2 separate regions of the Mus musculus genome follow, and region 2 is linked to region 1. Evidence: chromatin loops called from intact Hi-C (ENCODE). Cell type or tissue: left cerebral cortex. All regions are shown on one strand. Links, peaks and the distances in the headings refer to the core of each region. The heading gives the core; the rest is flanking DNA. Region 1 holds the start of Dusp1 (dual specificity phosphatase 1). Region 2 holds the start of Ergic1 (endoplasmic reticulum-golgi intermediate compartment (ERGIC) 1).

Region 1 (8,324 bases), core at 324-8,323:
CTTAGAACACAAGGCTCTTCAGACCCGGATGTCACGTGGCAGGGGGGAGATGTCAAGGACAGATTCTGGGTCAAGACTTGAACAATGGGGCTGGGTGAGGACCATGGCACCAGTCAAGATGAATGGGATGTTTCCTCTTCCACTTCACACAGCACTTAGTCCACAAATGAGCTGCAGAAGAGCAGGCACCCAGGGGCCCGAACCCGAGGGCTTTGCTGTTACTTCATTCGACATTACAGATCAGATTATCGCTCGGTAGTCAATTATACCTTCTCAGCCTTGGTCTGCTTGGCAAGAGGGAAAATTCGGAGTCCTGCCCTGCAGCAAGTGTGACTTAATTGCCTATGTCTAAAACACAGTTATGAAGAACAGCAAGTGACCTGAAGGAGACAGCTGCCAAAAATGATATTTCTATGTAGAGGTCGTTGTACAAACCCTCCAAAAAGTAAGAGGGAGTGCAAGTTATTTCTTCCCTGTACATGCATATAGAGCTTGGGTTCTTTTATTATTATTATTTGATGCATTATTTTTAAAGATGTAAAAGCCTTGTTCAAGGATACACACACACACACATATGATATAGACAAGCGACAAAGTTTAAAGGCCATAGGATTAGAAAGCAAAGCACAGTTCCCAATTCCCTGCTCAGTTGCTCAGCTCTCAGAGCCTCCCATCTTCCTCTGCTTAACACCTGAGCCTCTCTGAGGGTCGGCTCCTCCCAAGCTTTGTATATCCTGAGAACGCATTAATCCAGGGATTCTGCACATAGTTCAGGAAGGGGAGATCTTGCCCATGACTCCTAAGGAAGAGATTAATAAAAGAAGGTAATTCAGGTAAATGCTTCTGCAGACACTCAGGTTCCCTGGGTGGCATGGCATTGCCTGTGCATGTTAAAGGACCCTCTGCTAAGATCTAGTGCTTCACATAGCTCCTAGTGCTTCACACAGTTCTCCTAGTGCTTCACACAGTTCTCCTAGTGCTTCACACAGTTCTCCTAGTGCTTCACACAGTTCTTCTGCATTCCTCCCTCGGAACCCATGGGTCAACCAAAAGGAGCAGACTCCAGCCCCACCCACGTTGGCAACAGTGGTCCACTGCTTCCCTGTGCCACTTGCTCAAGAGTGGGGTCACCAAAGAAAGCACGGAGAGCTCAATAGAAACGTCATAATTTATTCTGTTGTATAAAAAAAGTCATCCCAGTAACAAAATGTCTTCTCAGAAGAAGAAATATATTACTTCAGATCATAAATAAACAAACATACAACTGTCGATAACTGAAAGCTACAAACCTACACTGGCTTTGTCTGTCAGTGCCGAAAGCAAACCTGCTCTGGGTCTATTTACAAGATAGTACAGTACGCAAACACAAAATTGAGGTATTTGGTTCTTCTATGAGTAGACAATGACATTTGTGAAGGCAGACCACCGACCTACACAAAAATAAATAAAGGTAAAAACTCTCATACGCGCATGTCATCGGGAATGGTTAATACTGGTGGGTGTGTCAAGCATGAAGTTTCTAGAAAAAAAAAAACAGGCAAGCGAAGAAACTGCCTCAAACAGAGTCCTTTCTCTTCTGCCCTGTTTTGTCAGAGGGACTTGATGTACCCACAATATATTGGTCCCGAATGTGCCGAGTTCAGCAAATGTCTTGCGGTCAAGTCATTGTTGTGACTGCTTAGGAACTCAGTGGAACTCAGGAGGAGTTGGGGGGTGAGGGGGGTGTTAAATAAATAAGGACCAGCTCCCATGAGCCTCTCCCAGAGTTATTGCATTGCTCCTCCCACAGGAGGAGTGGCGACCCGGTGGCAAGTGAAACTCCACACCTCCCCTTGCCCTTCAGCAGCTTGGAGAGGTGGTGATGGGGCTTTTAAGGTAGTTCAGGGCACTGTTCGTGGGGTGGACGGGGATGGAAACAGGGAAGTTGAAGACTGTGGTAGTAGAGGTGCCCCGGTCAAGGACAGCCATGGCAGGGCTCCCAGCTTCAGCAGAGCAGTGAGGGGCTAGCACTTGGGACTCAAACTGCAGCAGCTGGCCCATGAAGCTGAAGTTCGGGGAGATGATACTCCGCCTCTGCTTCACAAACTCAAAGGCCTCGTCCAGCTTTACCCGGTTAGTCCTCATGAGGTAAGCAAGGCAGATGGTGGCTGACCGGGAGATGCCGGCCTGGCAATGAACAAACACTCTCCCTCCAGCATCCTTGATGGAGTCTGGAAAATAAAGTTATGGGTTACTCAAAAACTCAGAACAGCTGAGCCCAGATCAAGGATGGCTAAGAAATGTCTTGTGTCCTGTCCAGAAATGGCCAGGGTCTGCCTCTTGCAGTCATGCAGACCCTATGTGTATACTATGCAAAGGATAGCAGGGGATTTAAACCCGGACTGGGTATCTACACTTATAATCCTGGACAAGACAGTCAGTTCAACTGAGTCTCAGTGAGGAGGAAGGCTTGGGTGAGGATCATTTAAGCTGCCACCCAAAAGACTGGGCTCAGTGGCTACAGTAGGGACAGAAGCAGAGGTTCCAGATAGTTATTCCATTTACCTATGAAGTCAATAGCCTCGTTGAACCAGGAGCTGATGTCTGCCTTGTGGTTGTCCTCCACAGGGATGCTCTTGTACTGGTAGTGACCCTCAAAGTGGTTAGGACAATTGGCTGAGACGTTGATCAAGGCGGTGATGCCCAAGGCGTCAAGCATATCCTTCCGAGAAGCGTGATAGGCACTGCCCAGGTACAGGAAGGACAGGATCTCCACTGGGCCCCCCTGAAGTCAAAAAAACAGTCCAGCATTCGTCAAGCTCGTCCAGCGTGAGCACCAGTACCCATGCCCACAAAAACTCCCCGCTGAAAACGGGAGTTTCTGAAACTGGTGACCTCAGCACTGCTGTTGACATATTAAAATATTCGTAAAGAATCAAGCCCATTGGCCTGGACAGAGCCAACAAGCTCTTCCGTGCCAGCAACTGGGAGACTCAGCTCCATCCAATTGCTTCATGATGGACTAAAGATCCTCGTGTCCCCGCTAGTATAAATAAAGCTGCAGCCGCTTTCTATATCCTCCTGGCACAATCCTCCTAGACCTCTGCCAGCTCTGCCACCTCCCTGCCCTGCATGGACCCGGACTCCTACTAACCTGATCGTAGAGAGGGGTACTACAGGAGCTGCATCCGGATTCTGCACTGTCAGGCACACTAGTACTCAGGGGGAGGCTGAGCCCCGTGGGGGTGGACTGTTTGCTGCACAGCTCAGGGCAGGAAGCCGAAAACGCTTCATATCCTCCTGAGAATACAAAGGTACATATTTTCTCATTAGCACCACCGACACAGTACCTGGAGACAAGCCACTCACCCACCAGGGGCTGCGAGTTTACAAGGAAGGCTTAAGGAAGTCTTTGTTATGGGAGTGAAACAAAGCCACTGACAAGCCCCTGGAGACTGGACGCCGGCGCCCCCATACTCCAGGTGGGACGCCCCTTCCCTAGCTGATGGCATAAGTCCTGCCAGAGCTAGAGCGTACCTTGGAGAAAGAAGACTTGAGTGGAGCGCGCCTCTCGGCAGAGCGCGCCCGCGGCCAGGGCCAGGGTGCCGTCGCGCTTGGCGCCGTCCAGGGAGGCGCTGCGCTCGTCCAGCAGCACCACGGCGTGGTAGGCTCCGGCCAGCAGGCGGCCACGCAGTTCAGCGTTGGGCACGATATGCTCCAGGCCCATGGCGCCCTTGGCGCGGCGCCGCACGATGGTGCTGAAGCGCACGTTCACTGAGCCCGCGATGTGGCCGGCGTTGAAAGCGAAGAAGGAGCGACAATCCAACAACAGGCACTGCGCGGCGCCCTCTCGCAGCAGCGCGCGCAGCCCCCCGGCGTCCAGGATGCCCACCTCCATCACCATGGCCAGCCCCAGCGACCCCAGCGTGCCCGTTCTGCGGTTCTCCAGAAAAAGTCGGTCGATCTTGTGCGGTGTCCTGTGGCCCTAAGTCCCCAAGTGCTCGCTGCTCCTAATCTGGCTTCACCGCGCTTTCCTCCCGCCAGTCCTTCACTGCGCGCTCGTCCGACGGAGCGCGGTTTTATGTAGCCTCTCGGGGGCGGTCCCGGGCGCGGCACAGAAGCGGGGGGTGGGGTGGGGGTGGGGGAGAACGGTTTGTTTGTTTGAATGGCAGACACGTGACCGGGCGGTGACGTCACCCGCCCTACCGAGCTTGGCGCCGCCAAAGCCAAAAGCAAAGACGTCATCGGCCTAGGAGCCTCTCGGCTCTGAGCGCTGGCTCGCAGCCCGGCCCCCACCCTCCTGTCCTCTGGGCTCGCAGGCAGGACGGCGCGCTGCCAGCCCGGGTGGCCAGGACGCGCGGCCTGAGGACACCTGCCCTGCTCCCCTCCGCGGGTCTCCGCCGAACGAGCGGGGCCACTCCTGGTATCACGTTCTCAGCTGGCCCGGCTCTGGCTGCTGGAGTGGTGGGCGTGGCGAGCTGAGCGGGAAAGGGGAGTGGGTAGTGAGAGATGACTAATTCGGTCTATAGCCCTCTGGCTATACCGAGGACAAATGGCGAGAGTTGAGACGTCCTTCTTGAATGTCACTTTAAAAGTTTTACGCTGAACAAGGGAATGCTTCCAGTTAGTTCCCACCCCCCACCCCGGAGTGTTATCTTTACCGCGGTGGTCCCTAGAGGACTTACTTGGAGCAAAGGGAGGAGGGTTGCAAGATCTTTGGAGCCCAGGTTTAACATTGGGGTTGGGGGGGTGGGGTGGGGGAGACTTGGGTAGAGCTCCACAGCGCCGCCTAGGGACGGCCCAGAACATTGTCGTCGCGTGGCATCAAGAGGATGCTGCTAGCCGCTGCTCCTCTGTCCCCCAACACAACTTTCTTTTGTTTTGTTTTGTTTGTTTCAGAGAGGATCTTGCTGTGTAGCTCTGGCTAGTCTTGAACTCATAGAGATCCTCCTGTCCCTGACTTACTAAGGATTAAAGGCATCTGCCCTCGTGCCTTTCATCTCCACTGAACAGAAGCTGAGCACACCAAGGACTCAGGGCCAAGAGCCTTGAATCCGCCACTCTGTGGGACAAACTGTACTCATCACACCTGGGAAGACCGAAATGGTGTGTGTGTGTGTGTCCTTCCACAAAACTCCATGACTACAGGGTAGGCAGTGAGTCCGCCGCAACACCACGGAGTTGGATACACAAACATAAACATTGCACCACTCTGAAGGGGTGCCGAGTCAGGAACATTCTGCGGTTTCTTCCTCTTTGCAAGGGGAGGTGTCTTACTACCATGTGTCTTTGCCCAGCAACGTCCGCTTTGGCCTCTCTTAGCTCTTGCGCTCTGCCTAGATTCTTCTGTAAATTCAGAATACGTTATTTTTAAAGGGCGTTTTTACATTCCTTTGAGCATTGATCCTAAAAGAACAGCAAAGAAATCTTCAGATAACACCACCCTCCCTACATCTCAGAAGAGCGACAGAAAGAAAAAAATTATTTGTTTATTCTACTTATTCAGCTGAGGACCTCAACATATTTTTTGCATTGAATCATAAAATGTTACAGCTGCTGCCTTTTCAAACTGCATACCAACTTCAAATTTTCCTTTTATTTTTGTTTTTGCAAGGCCATTCATTATACCCTTCTCTACCCAAACTTTTCAAAAAGACCTTTTTATATGAGTACAGTGGCATGGTTGGGCACTGAAGTCAGAGGTCTGCTGGTCGCTGTGGAGTTCTGCCCTCTTCCCTTCCTAGAAGGAGCCTAAAGAGCTGGAACTGCTGCCAGTTGACTGTTGGGGAGCCAGCCATCCTCTTCCCGGATGAGCCTGCAAGGTAGTTTCAGTACAGCTGGTACCATGCGTGACTCGGTGGCATTCCCTTGTGAAGCAGAAGGGGCAGAACACCCAGACCTTTCCCCTCCCGTGAGTCACCCACTCTCAGTTTTTCCCTTCCCAACACAATGATGCTTGGATCACATGGGCCATGTGCTGTGTGTTTCAGAACCTTAGGGAATCACGCCAGGTGCGACTTGAGAGACACCTATAGGCATTGATTGCTTGGAGCCCCAGTTGAGAGAAAGCTCTCTCCAGGTGCCAGAGAGACTTACACTAAGATCCACTCGTTCAGAGAGTGTTAGCAAAGGTATAGCCGCCGCAGGTCACAATCCAGGTAGTGAGGATGCCTTGGTTTCTGGGGCAGAACCAGAGAGGCTGCTGCTGCATTGGAGGCTTAGCTGCTGAGGGCCGGGGACAGTGTGAGGCAGTAGATTTCAACTCTAGGAGAGGCCTCCCTGACCTGAGAGCCTCCCCATTCCAGGTGTGTTTAGAAGCAACAAGCAACGTTAGAGGCCACAGGGGGTGATAAGAATCAGCCAAAAGACTTAGCCTGCCTCTCCCCTTTAACTGTGTGGCCTCTCCTCATTCACTTTACCATGCCACAGCTCCCTGTGACTGGGCGAGAAGCAGCAGCTTCTATACGGGACCTGTGGGGACAGTCGGTGTGCAGGCTTGGCACCAGCCTATGAACCTGTCAGTTCCTCTCATTTGGATTTGTCTTGGTGTTGGGGTGGGGCTAGGGGAGGGGCTTCCCAATAATGGCTGAAAGTGCATCCTTCTCACTGTCTACTCCGTAACCTTGGGTAAAGGACTTATTTCTGAGCCTCGGCTTCTATATCTATAAACGGAGTATAATGCCCATCTAGAATGAAATAGAATGGCAGGAGAAAGTCCTGGTGGGATCCCTGCAGAAGAGCTGCTGCCAGAGGAGGAGTGATATCCCTCTACCATCTTCCCTCGTTCAGAGACCTTTCCCTGTCTCTCCAGGGTCAGTCAGCTTAATGCCATTGAGATAAACAGCTTAGGAGGGGAAATGGAGGCCGGCTGGTGTTGGCTCATGCTTTTAATGCCAACACTTGAGAGGCAGAGGCAGGCAGACCTCTGAGTTCAAGTCCAGCCTGGTCTACAGAGCGAGTTCAGGACAGCCGGGGCTACACAGAGAAACCCTGTCTCAAATAAACAAATAAAAAGGGGTGGGGGTGGAGGTGCCAGCCCAAGGTTACTGAGCATCACAATGGGCCTGTGGTGAGGAAGATTGTGGTAGGGAGTTCAAAGGAGAGCAAAGAGGAAGACAAAGGAGTCACAAGGACCTGTTCCCTTCAGTGGGCCCCCTCCTACAGTTTCTACCTCTGCCTTGTAGTCCTTCAAACTCTTGAGCCGCTCTCATATCCATTAATGAGATAAATGTCACTTTCCCAAAGTTCCTCTCTGTGCACTGCTATAGGGGACCAGGGCTTCCATACATAAGCCTTTGGGGGTACATTCTAAATCCAAGCTACAAGATGCTTCTTGTTCAGCAACCTTCTGTGACTCCCATCCACCCCCACCCCCAAATCCAGCAGCACACCAGTGTGGGTCCCCAGTCTTCTTAGCCTTCTGGCTGATTTCCACTTGCTTTGATTTTGCTCTTGGATTCCAAGAAAACCCCGTGAGCCTGTGTTCCGTGAATGTTCTAGGTCTCTCCCACCCCCACGTCTTTGCTCACACTGCCCTGCCTGGCCCTGCCTTCTGAGTTTCCGGAGACTCTTCTCCCCTGCAGATCCAGCAAAGGAGCTAAGCAAATGAAGAGTCTTGCTGGCTTTCCCTTTCCTTCCCAGGCTCTGGAAGACTGATGGTGAGGAAGCCACTTAACCCTGACTTATGCCACTAGTCTGCAGATTTGCTGGATGCTGGGCAGGGCCTGTGTTTTTCTCCTCTGCGGTAATAATGCCCAGCACATAGTAGGCCCACAGTCTGTGAGATAGCAAAGTGTCTATAAGAATGCTGGTGAGTTTCTTCAGTGCCAGGTGCTTTACAGGTGCCACCTCCTGACCTCAACAGTCCTGGAAGGGGGTGGTCACTAAGCTCAGAGAAGGGACATGCCCAGGGTCAGACAGCTGGGAGTTGTCAATGCAGACCTGGCACAGGGCCATATCAACTCATCTCCTGAGACCTCAGTTTCTGCAAGCTGGCTCCCAGATGGCCTGGACCTTTCCTCAGAGAGCAGAGATGCCTGCAGCAGCCCTGGATAGAGTTTGAACCCACTTAGGTCTTCTGACCCAGGCCCTCCTGTCCCTGATACCTTTAAGGCTCACCCTGATGGATTGGCAAGGATAATGTCACCCGCCCCATTCAGGCATGAGAACAGAGCCAGCCTCGATTGTGTAACTGTTGCACACAGTTCTCTGATCAGGCCTGGGAGGGCTGAGCAGCTGTGTCCTGTCATCCAGGCCCCTCCTTTGAGAGAAGTGAGGCTCAGAGAGGTTAAGCAACTTGTCCAAAGTCACACTGTGTTCAGAACATCCTAAGGAGTCAGTGTGGT
Region 2 (8,324 bases), core at 166-8,165, 52 kb after region 1:
CCTTCTCCAAGTAACTGACCCAAGAGGTAGTGAGTTTCTGTCTGAGACAGAAGCTGCTATCTTCTGTAACATCATCTCAGAACCGACATCAATATGTGATGTTCTATTCATTTGGCACAAGCTAGTAAATCTAGCCCATGCGCTGGGGGAGGGGATGGCCCAGGACCCCAGGACCTGAGGTCACAATCAGTAGTGCAGCCTCAGGCAATCTGCCACAGGTATAAGGACTTAATACACTTTAGCTCAGGCCTGGAGATAGCCATTTCAACAACTCGTCCAGGTCACCCAGCTAGAGACTTCTCTGACTCTAAAAGTGGCTTGTCCAGGCTGGCTGGGGTGAGGGAGGAAAGAGAATGCCAGTGTATGTCCCTTAACTGCAGTATAACCGATTTCCCACAATTCAGTGGCTTAAATGCTTGTTATGATATAGTTTCTAGGGGTCAAGATTTAGGAGCAATTTAGCTGGGGAATTCTGGCTCAGGGTCCCCTTAGAACTGGAGCTAAAGTGTGGGCCAGGCTGCACTCTGGGCTGTGACCTGGGTCAGTAGACTTCCTGGAGGGCTCCTCACCTGGCTGTGGCAGGAGCCCTCTGAGAGAAAGCATCCTTAAGGCATGGTACTGGGATTTCCCCAGAAAAAGAGGCCTGTGAGCCCAGAAGCTCGGAATACCCAAGATACAATTCGCAAAACACATGAAACTCAAGAAGAAGGAAGATCAAAGTGTGGATACTTTGATCCTTCTTAGAAGGGGGTACAAAATGCCCATGGAAGGAGTTACAGAGACAAAGTGTGGAGCAGAGACTGAAGGAATGACCATCCAGAAACTGCACCACCCGGGGATCCATCCCATAAACAACCACCAAACCCAGACACTATTGCAGATGCCAACAAGAGCTTGCTGACAGGAGCCTGATATAGCTGTTTCCTGAGAGGCTATGCCAGTACCTGGCTAATACAGAAGTAGATGCTCACAATCATCCATTGGACTAGAGGGTCCCCAATGAAGGAGCTAGAGGAAGTACCCAAGGAGCTGAAGGAGTTTGCAGCCCTATAGGAGGAACAACATTATGAACTAACCAGTACCCCCAAAGCTCCCTGGGACTAAACCACCAACCAAAGAAAACACATGGTGGGACTCGTGGCTCTAGCTGCATATGTAGCAAAGGATGGCCTAGTTGGTCATCAATGGGAGGAGAGGCCCTTGGTCCTGTGAAGGTTCTATGCCCCAGTATAGGGGAACGCCAGGGCCAGGAAGTGGGAGTGGGTGGGTTAGTGAGCAGGGTGGGGAGGGGATGGGGGGGTTTTCAGAGGGGGAACCGGGAAATGGGATAGCATTTAAAGTGTAAATGAAGAAAATATCTAATAAACTAAGCCTCAGGAGTCACACTGACAATATCCTGTTGACTTACACAGGCTAGACCTATTCACTATGGGAGGTGACTATTCAGAGACTGGGGCTACTGGCAGATGAAGACCACTGGAGACTGACCACCACAAGTACCATAATATCAGTAGTTCCCAAACTCAACTGTTACTAGCTGCTGCCATGTTCAAAGAGGTCTAGAGTAGTCCCACATCTTGTGCCACATGTCTGATTTCCTCTGTTCCATCTCCCACAGTCTCCTAGGTTGGTTAACAGGAGATGGGCAGCTCGCTTTGCTTCCAGACCTCAAAAGTCCCTGCAGGTACATGCAGGTCAGTCCACTCCCATCCTCCCCGACCTATGAGAAGACCATGTGACCATGCTGCTGTAGAAATGTGCCTCCTAGCCGGGGAGTGGTGGCACATGCCTTTAATCCCAGTACTTGGGCGGCAGAGGCAGGGGCAGGGGCAGGGGCAGGGGCAGGGGCAGGGGCAGGGGCAGGGGCAGGGGCAGGGGCAGAGGCAGAGGCAGAGGAGGCAGAGGCAGAGGCAGAGGCAGAGGAGGCAGAGACAGAGGCAGAGGAGGCAGAGGCAGAGGCAGAGGCAGAGGCAGAGGCAGAGGCAGAGGCAGAGGCAGAGGCAGGCAGATTTCTGAGTCTGAAAAAAAAAAACCAAAAAGAAAAAAAAAAAAACCAAACCAAAAAGAAAGAAAGAAAGAAAGAAAGAAAGAAAGAAAGAAAGGAAAGAGAGAAATGTGCCTCCTATACATGTGGACAGGAGCCTGATATAGCTGTTTCCTGAGAGGCTATGCCAGTACCTGGCTAATACAGAAGTGGGTGCTCACAGTCATCCATTGGACTAGAGGGTCCCCAATGGCCCTGGCATTCCCCTATACTGGGGCATAGAACTCTCTGGGTGGCTATGGAAACCTCCACTCAAATTGGGGGTGCAGTCACTAGCCAGTTAATCCAGTCCTGAGTTGTGTTAAGTTCTCCCAAGGAAAATTGTAGGACATTAGGTAATAGTGGACTGGCAAATTCTCTGTGCACTATTTGAGCAGTCAGGTGATTGGGCTGGACGTGAGTGTTACCACTGAGTTCCAGTGTAAGCGTTCAGCAATCCAAAACAACAGTAGTTCCAATAAGATGGATGCTTATTTCAGTCTTATATAAACACATAGAACGGCAGAGTGATAAGACCTGGGCTCTTTCTGTCTTGTTGCTTTGTTCCATGTGGTTTCCATTTGGTGGTTTGAGATAGTGGCATCCACATTCTAGGCAGCCAGCTGCATAAAGCGACACACAGGGCAAAGAGCATACATCAACTCTTCCTAAAGCCACCTTCTCCCTGCATTTCAATAACTTGATCACATAGACATGCCTAGCTGCAAGGGAAGCTGTGAAATGCAAGTTTCTATGTATCCAGCCAAAAACTGGGAGCTTTTTCTCTCTGTGTAAAAGATACCAACACCAGTCAGTCTTTTTGTTTTTGTTTTTTGTTTTTTCAAGACAGGGTTTCTCTGTATAGCCTTGGCTGTTCTGGAACTCACTTTGTAGACCAGGTTGGCCTCGAACTCAGAAATTCGCCTGCCTCTGCCTCTGGAGTGCTGGGATTAAAGGCATGCGCCACCACTGCCCAGCTCAGGCAGTCTTATCGTCATTTACTCTGCTGGGCATTGTTATCCTTGATCATGCTCAAGGGCACATCTGAGATTCTTTAGGAGAATCTGGGCTAAAGATGAGAATAGTCCCCAAGATGTCCAAGAGCTAGTCTCTGGATCATGTTCTAAAAAGGGAAGACATGAGATCAATTGCCCACACCATACAACTTCTGTTTTGGGTTTATCTGTACCCAGTGGTTCCAGAAGGTCCCAGGATGCTTTTTCTTTCTGCTGCTCCCAGGCTCCAGGACTGGCTAAAACTTTCTCATTTCCCATACATAAGAGCATGGGGTGCGGGTGTTTGTTGAATGAATGAATGAATGAATGACGAATGAATGAATGAATAATGAATGAATGGATGAATGAATGGAAGGGGGATTCCGGTTGTCAGAAAGAGAAGAACCTGGTGGAATCGCCCATCACTGCAGACCCTGAATCTTGCTGCCCGCTTATCCTTCAGGAAACCAAGGAGCTTTTTATGTCAGGACACTGCCTCCCTGCCCATCCTGCCTTTTGAACTTGGATCCCCACTTTTCTCCTTAAGTTGTTGTCTTAAATCGCAGCTTTGAAGAAGGCATCAGCAGCAGAACCCAGGGAAGTTCAGAAGTCAGATTTCCCCTACATGGGTGTCCTAGTTTGCTTTTTCTCTGCTGTGATAAACTCCCACCAAAGCAGCTCTGGGAGCAAAGGGTTTATCTGGCTCATACATCCACACGCCCTTCAGGGAGTGAAGTCTGGGTAAGTAGGTACTCAAGGTAAGAACCATGAAGCAGGGCCGGGCGTGGTGGCGCACGCCTTTAATCCCAGCAGAGGGAGGTGGATTTCTGAGTTCGAGGCCAGCCTGGTCTACAAAGTGAGTTCCAGGACAACCAGAGCTATACAGAGAAACCCTGTCTCAAAAAAACCAAACAAAAAAAAAAAAAAAAAAAAAAAAAAAAAAAAAAAAAAAAAAAAAAGAACCATGAAGCAGAAACTGAAGCAGAGACCTGTGGAGGATGGAAGGCTGCTAATGGGCTCCACTGCTCATATGCAGTAGCTTTCTGATCCCAGGATCCCATCCTAGGAATGTTGCTACCCATAGAGGGCTGGGCCTTCCTACATCATTACTTAGGAACTAAGAAAACTTTACACACATACAAGCCCTTAGGCTAATGTAGTGGAGCCATTTCTTCAATCTCTTCCAGGTATGTCAGATTGACAACTAAGACCAGCCAATCACAAAAAGTTTAGAGTTCAGCTGCCTCCTCCTCTAGCCCAGCAAGTTGAGGGAGGTTTTCCTCTGTACTTCTGTGTTTCTGAGAATGGAGGCTCCTAGGGGCAATCAGCGGTATGTTACCATTTCTAACCGTGCAAACTCAGAGCCTCTGGATAACCCTGCAAGTTCCTGACTTCAGGTTGGTAGATGCTCAACGAGTACTGGTTGGCATCAATCCCGAAGAAAGATGATAGAAGTGGCTAGCTAAGCCCAACTCTAACAGGTGGAGAAGCTGTCACTAGATGCCAGGCTGTTCACTAAAGCAGGGCCCCAACTACCTCCTTTGATACCTATGAAAAGTTGAAAAGTGGGATTAACAGTTATACAGATAGAGAAAGGGGTGGTGGTGGATCTCGGGAGCCAGATGGCTTTTCCTAAGAAGCAAGGGATGGGTGGGAGGTGGGTGGACTTTCTCAATCTAGGACTGCGTTGCCCATCCCCCAGTTTTAACCTTCACCCAGAACTAGCACCAAGCATGGACCCGCAATTTGTAGCATTTTTCTCTGATCTTCACAACGCAATGGCTTTGTTTTACAAGCACAAAACCCACTGCCTGAGGCAGAGCGATTTGTCCTGAGGCCCCACTTACGCTAGGAAAAAAGATCAGAGGCCAAAAAGAACCAAAGCGGGAGTCTTGGAGACCTGGGCTTGGGTAGCATCCCACTCTCGGGCCTTCCCATTCAGCGGGCCCTCGGGCCCCTTTAATGGGGCGGCGGAAGGGGCGGCCGGTGGATGTGGCGGCGCCCAATGGGCTGCGTGGAGCGTCACTTCCCGGCGGCGGGAGGCGAGTGGCGAGTGTCGGGCAGGCTGGCGGGGGCGGGGCGGCCGAGGAGGCGTTGGCAGCGGGCTCGGACCCACGCGGCGCTGCGGCCCGCCTGGCCTGCAACGCTCCCACCGGCTCGGCGGCACGATGCCCTTTGACTTCAGGAGGTGAGTGAGGCCCCGGGCCCGAGGCCCTCTGCAGCCGGCGACGACCACCCCCCACCCCCCGTTACGTGCAAATGCGACCCTGGTGCACTGTGCACGCCTCGGCAGGCCCTAGGGGACCGCGGCCTTCCTCGGGGTTCGAGCCCTACCCCCACCCCTCGTGCAGCCCTGGCAAGCCCTCGCACTCTGTTTTCCACGGCGCGGTGTCCCCAGCTTGCCCCTGACATCTTTCATTCCCCTCCCCCAACCTGGGAACCAAATCTCCTCCCAAATCCCAAATAAAAGGAGCTCAGGCATCCTCAGGCTTTCTCCCCAGTCTTCCCTAGTGGACCCTGTCCTGGCTGACAGGTGGGGCCGCGCGCCTGGCTTTGCCCGGTGGGATCTGAGGGCTGCAGCCCCATTCAATCTGGCAGCAGTTGGAGAAGCTTAGTTCTTCAGAGCCTGAGAATCCTCTACCTACCAGATGTGGAGGCCTGTTCCCGCAAGCCATGGGGACAGTGCGGGAAGAGGAGGATGCTGGGATCTCGAGGTTCTGCAGAAGGTTCTTTGCCTCCTGGAACACCATTGTATAGGGCCAGGCCTTCTGGAAGCCTGCATGGGAAGGGCCTCCCCACCAGACATTCCCTTGACATAAGACGCTCTGAGATGCTCTGGGCTGTTGGGATACTTTGGAGCAAAAGGATTAGAAGCCTGGCTGTACCTCTCTACCCAGCTGCTTAGTAGATTCTCAATGTTAGAAGCAAAGGCTTAGGGTGCAGCCCCTCACCGCTCAGCTGGCTAACCCCAGCAGGTGTCTGGGCATGCTCAAAATATTGGTTTCACCTCTTGCAAATTGGTACTAAAAATAAGGTCACCACCTGAAAGACAGGGATTGTAAGGCACCCCTGACCCAGTCTCCATCACATGGAACTCAGAAGTAGGGCATCTGTGACTGAGGAGATCTGTGAGCGCTCCCCACAGCCAGAGAACGGGTATTCCTCCATTGGTCACAGTTTCCCCTCATCCTCCCCCTCTTACTGATGTGTATAGAGGCAGAACAGAGTGACAACCAATCTAAAAACGGCCCAAGATTCGGATCATGTGGTGGCATATGGGCAACCTGGGGTCAGGGCCCAGAGAGGACATTGGTTTCAGACCTCTTAACCAGCCAAAGTGGTTTTTAGCTCACTCTGGGCACTGGTACTATCTGGCAAACCAGCTTCCTGCTTGCTTGAGGTAGCCCCGGGGTCCATACCTGGGCTTAGACAAAAGCATACAGACCATGGTAGCTTTGAACCGAGAGGGCTTTGAGCCAGTTTTAGGGACACCCATTACCACAGTGTGCCCATGCAGAAAGAAGGGCAGTGGGCACATCCAGGCCCCCCCCTCAAACCTCCCAGGGCTGACCGGAAAGGGTCCCAACCCTCCTGTCCCCACACGGTTCTGCAAGTCCTAGGGATTTTGAGTTTGTTAAAGAAGTAACTGTTCTGGTTACTTCATCTTGTCAGTTCTCTGCCCCGCCTGCATGCCCCGCCTGCATGCTGGAAGGGCTGGGCAGATCTGGGCTCCAGTTGGAAGTTTGGGGGCTGGGGGCAGGTGAGATGAAAAAAAAAAAAAAAGGAAAACAGCTGGGGCCAGCTTTAGCCTTGTCAGGGCCTGCTTATTACTGACTAGTTTAAGGCATTGATATTTAAGGAGCACACCGCTCAACTTTCGGCTGCTACTGCCTTGGGGCTTTCTGGATGTGTCTCAGGCCCTGAGTGCCCGGGTGCCACAGGGTTCCCACTAATGCCAGTTGAGAAAGTCCTTGCTTGCTGGGGCTCACTGGAGACCAGTAAGAATGGATTCCCCACCGTTCGATCTCCTCACGCAGGGTGAGCTGTGGGTCCAGCCCATGTCTTTCTTCTCTTTCAGACGTTGACATAGCAGAGCTCTAGGACTCACTGTGAAGGAAGGCTCCGCCGTTCTACAGACCTTTACCACATACAGGGCCACTCATCGGCTTGCTGAGGGTTGTACCCAGTGTTTAGCCACCTGCCACTTGGACTATCATTAGGGGATGGGTGGCATATGGCACAACCCTGTGGAATTGCCAGAGGAGTGTTGCATGTGTGGGGGGGAGGGGGAACGTGTCACATGACTGGGTTCTAGGAGTAGCCACTATATAAGCAAACTTGACATCCATCCCTTTGTCACTGAAGAGAGTGAATGAGTCTTCCTTTTAAACCCTGGTGAGGGTGACCCCTCTGGCAAAAGCACTTTGCATGGATATAGATAAAGCTGGAGTCGGAGTTTGGCCTATTGGCATTGAAGCCTTAGCTCTGGGGCACAAGGGGAATCTTGAAAAGCCACCACTTTGTCAAACCTTTTAATAGTGGGGAGCACAGGGGGCGTACAGTGATTAGAACATCCCCATTTCCCACCAGTTCAAGACCAAGGGGAACCCAGCTTCCTAACTTGGGTGTGTTTTCCTGCCTAGGAAATGGGTATGATCGACATCCTCACATGAGACCAGGTGGCATGTGGGACCAGCAAGCACTGTCCTCTGCCTGCCGCCATTATTGTACCCTTTGACCGAGGCACCTGCTCTGTAATTAGCGAATTCTGCCATCTTCTCTTCCCTTTCATCAGTATCTGACCTCCTAAGGGCCAGGATTTATATCCAGTTTGTATGTGGTTGCGTCTGCAGGTGGAATGGTACTTGACTAGAGGTCCCCCCTTGGGCAAAACACACCTCTCCAGTTTGTCCAGTGTGATTGCATGTGCCAGCTGCTGGTGGAGAATTCTGCATCCCTCTTTCCTGTTTTTGGTGCTTGGAGGAGAACCCAGGACTCGTGCATGCTAAGCAAATTCCCACAGAGCTGCATCCCAAGGCCCTCTCTCCTCATCCTTGAATTGGCCCTTTCTGAGTTTTAGGGGTTAAGGGCGGAGGTTGAGCCTTAAATGATTACCGTGTTTGCTTTGTTCCCGTTGAGCGGTTTTACTGATACTGATCATTGAACTCACAGAACTGGCTTTTGTTACCTAGGTCCGGGGGTGTTGTTCCCAGTTCCGGCTGACTGGTGGCACTTGCTGCCTGTTACTCCAGAGGCTTTGACAGCCTCCGTCCCCAGAGCCTGAGCCCCACTTTCAGGAGAGAGGC

What was found. Peaks named below come from ENCODE experiments on the same cell type or tissue, not always from the same donor. Only the 100,000 strongest peaks of a DNase experiment are listed, where the experiment ranks them.
Region 2: a loop joins it to region 1, with 5 times the contacts of the local background. A loop is called at or near these places in 10 of 42 quality-filtered maps.

The regions. Positions count from the first base shown.
Region 1 is chr17:26,504,441-26,512,764 of GRCm38, forward strand. It overlaps Dusp1 (dual specificity phosphatase 1), which reads right to left and starts at 4,032. Exons shown (of 4, transcript NM_013642.3): 1 at 3,517-4,032; 2 at 3,134-3,279; 3 at 2,545-2,764; 4 at 1,151-2,210. The coding sequence starts at 3,883. The coding sequence ends at 1,840. In left cerebral cortex, for the core only: CTCF peaks have their summits at 3,658 and 4,789; DNase peaks (open chromatin) are centred at 859, 1,008, 1,885, 2,079 and 5 more places; H3K4me3 peaks cover 4,196 bases; H3K27ac peaks cover 4,911 bases.
Region 2 is chr17:26,556,427-26,564,750 of GRCm38, forward strand. Ergic1 (endoplasmic reticulum-golgi intermediate compartment (ERGIC) 1) reads left to right here and starts at 5,086. Exons shown (of 10, transcript NM_026170.3): 1 at 5,086-5,206. The coding sequence starts at 5,187. 1700049J03Rik (a long non-coding RNA gene) reads right to left here. Exons shown (of 4, transcript XR_001782188.2): 1 at 5,664-8,324. In left cerebral cortex, for the core only: no CTCF peak of the experiment used is centred there; DNase peaks (open chromatin) are centred at 5,029, 5,509, 5,654 and 6,140; H3K4me3 peaks cover 2,678 bases; H3K27ac peaks cover 2,124 bases.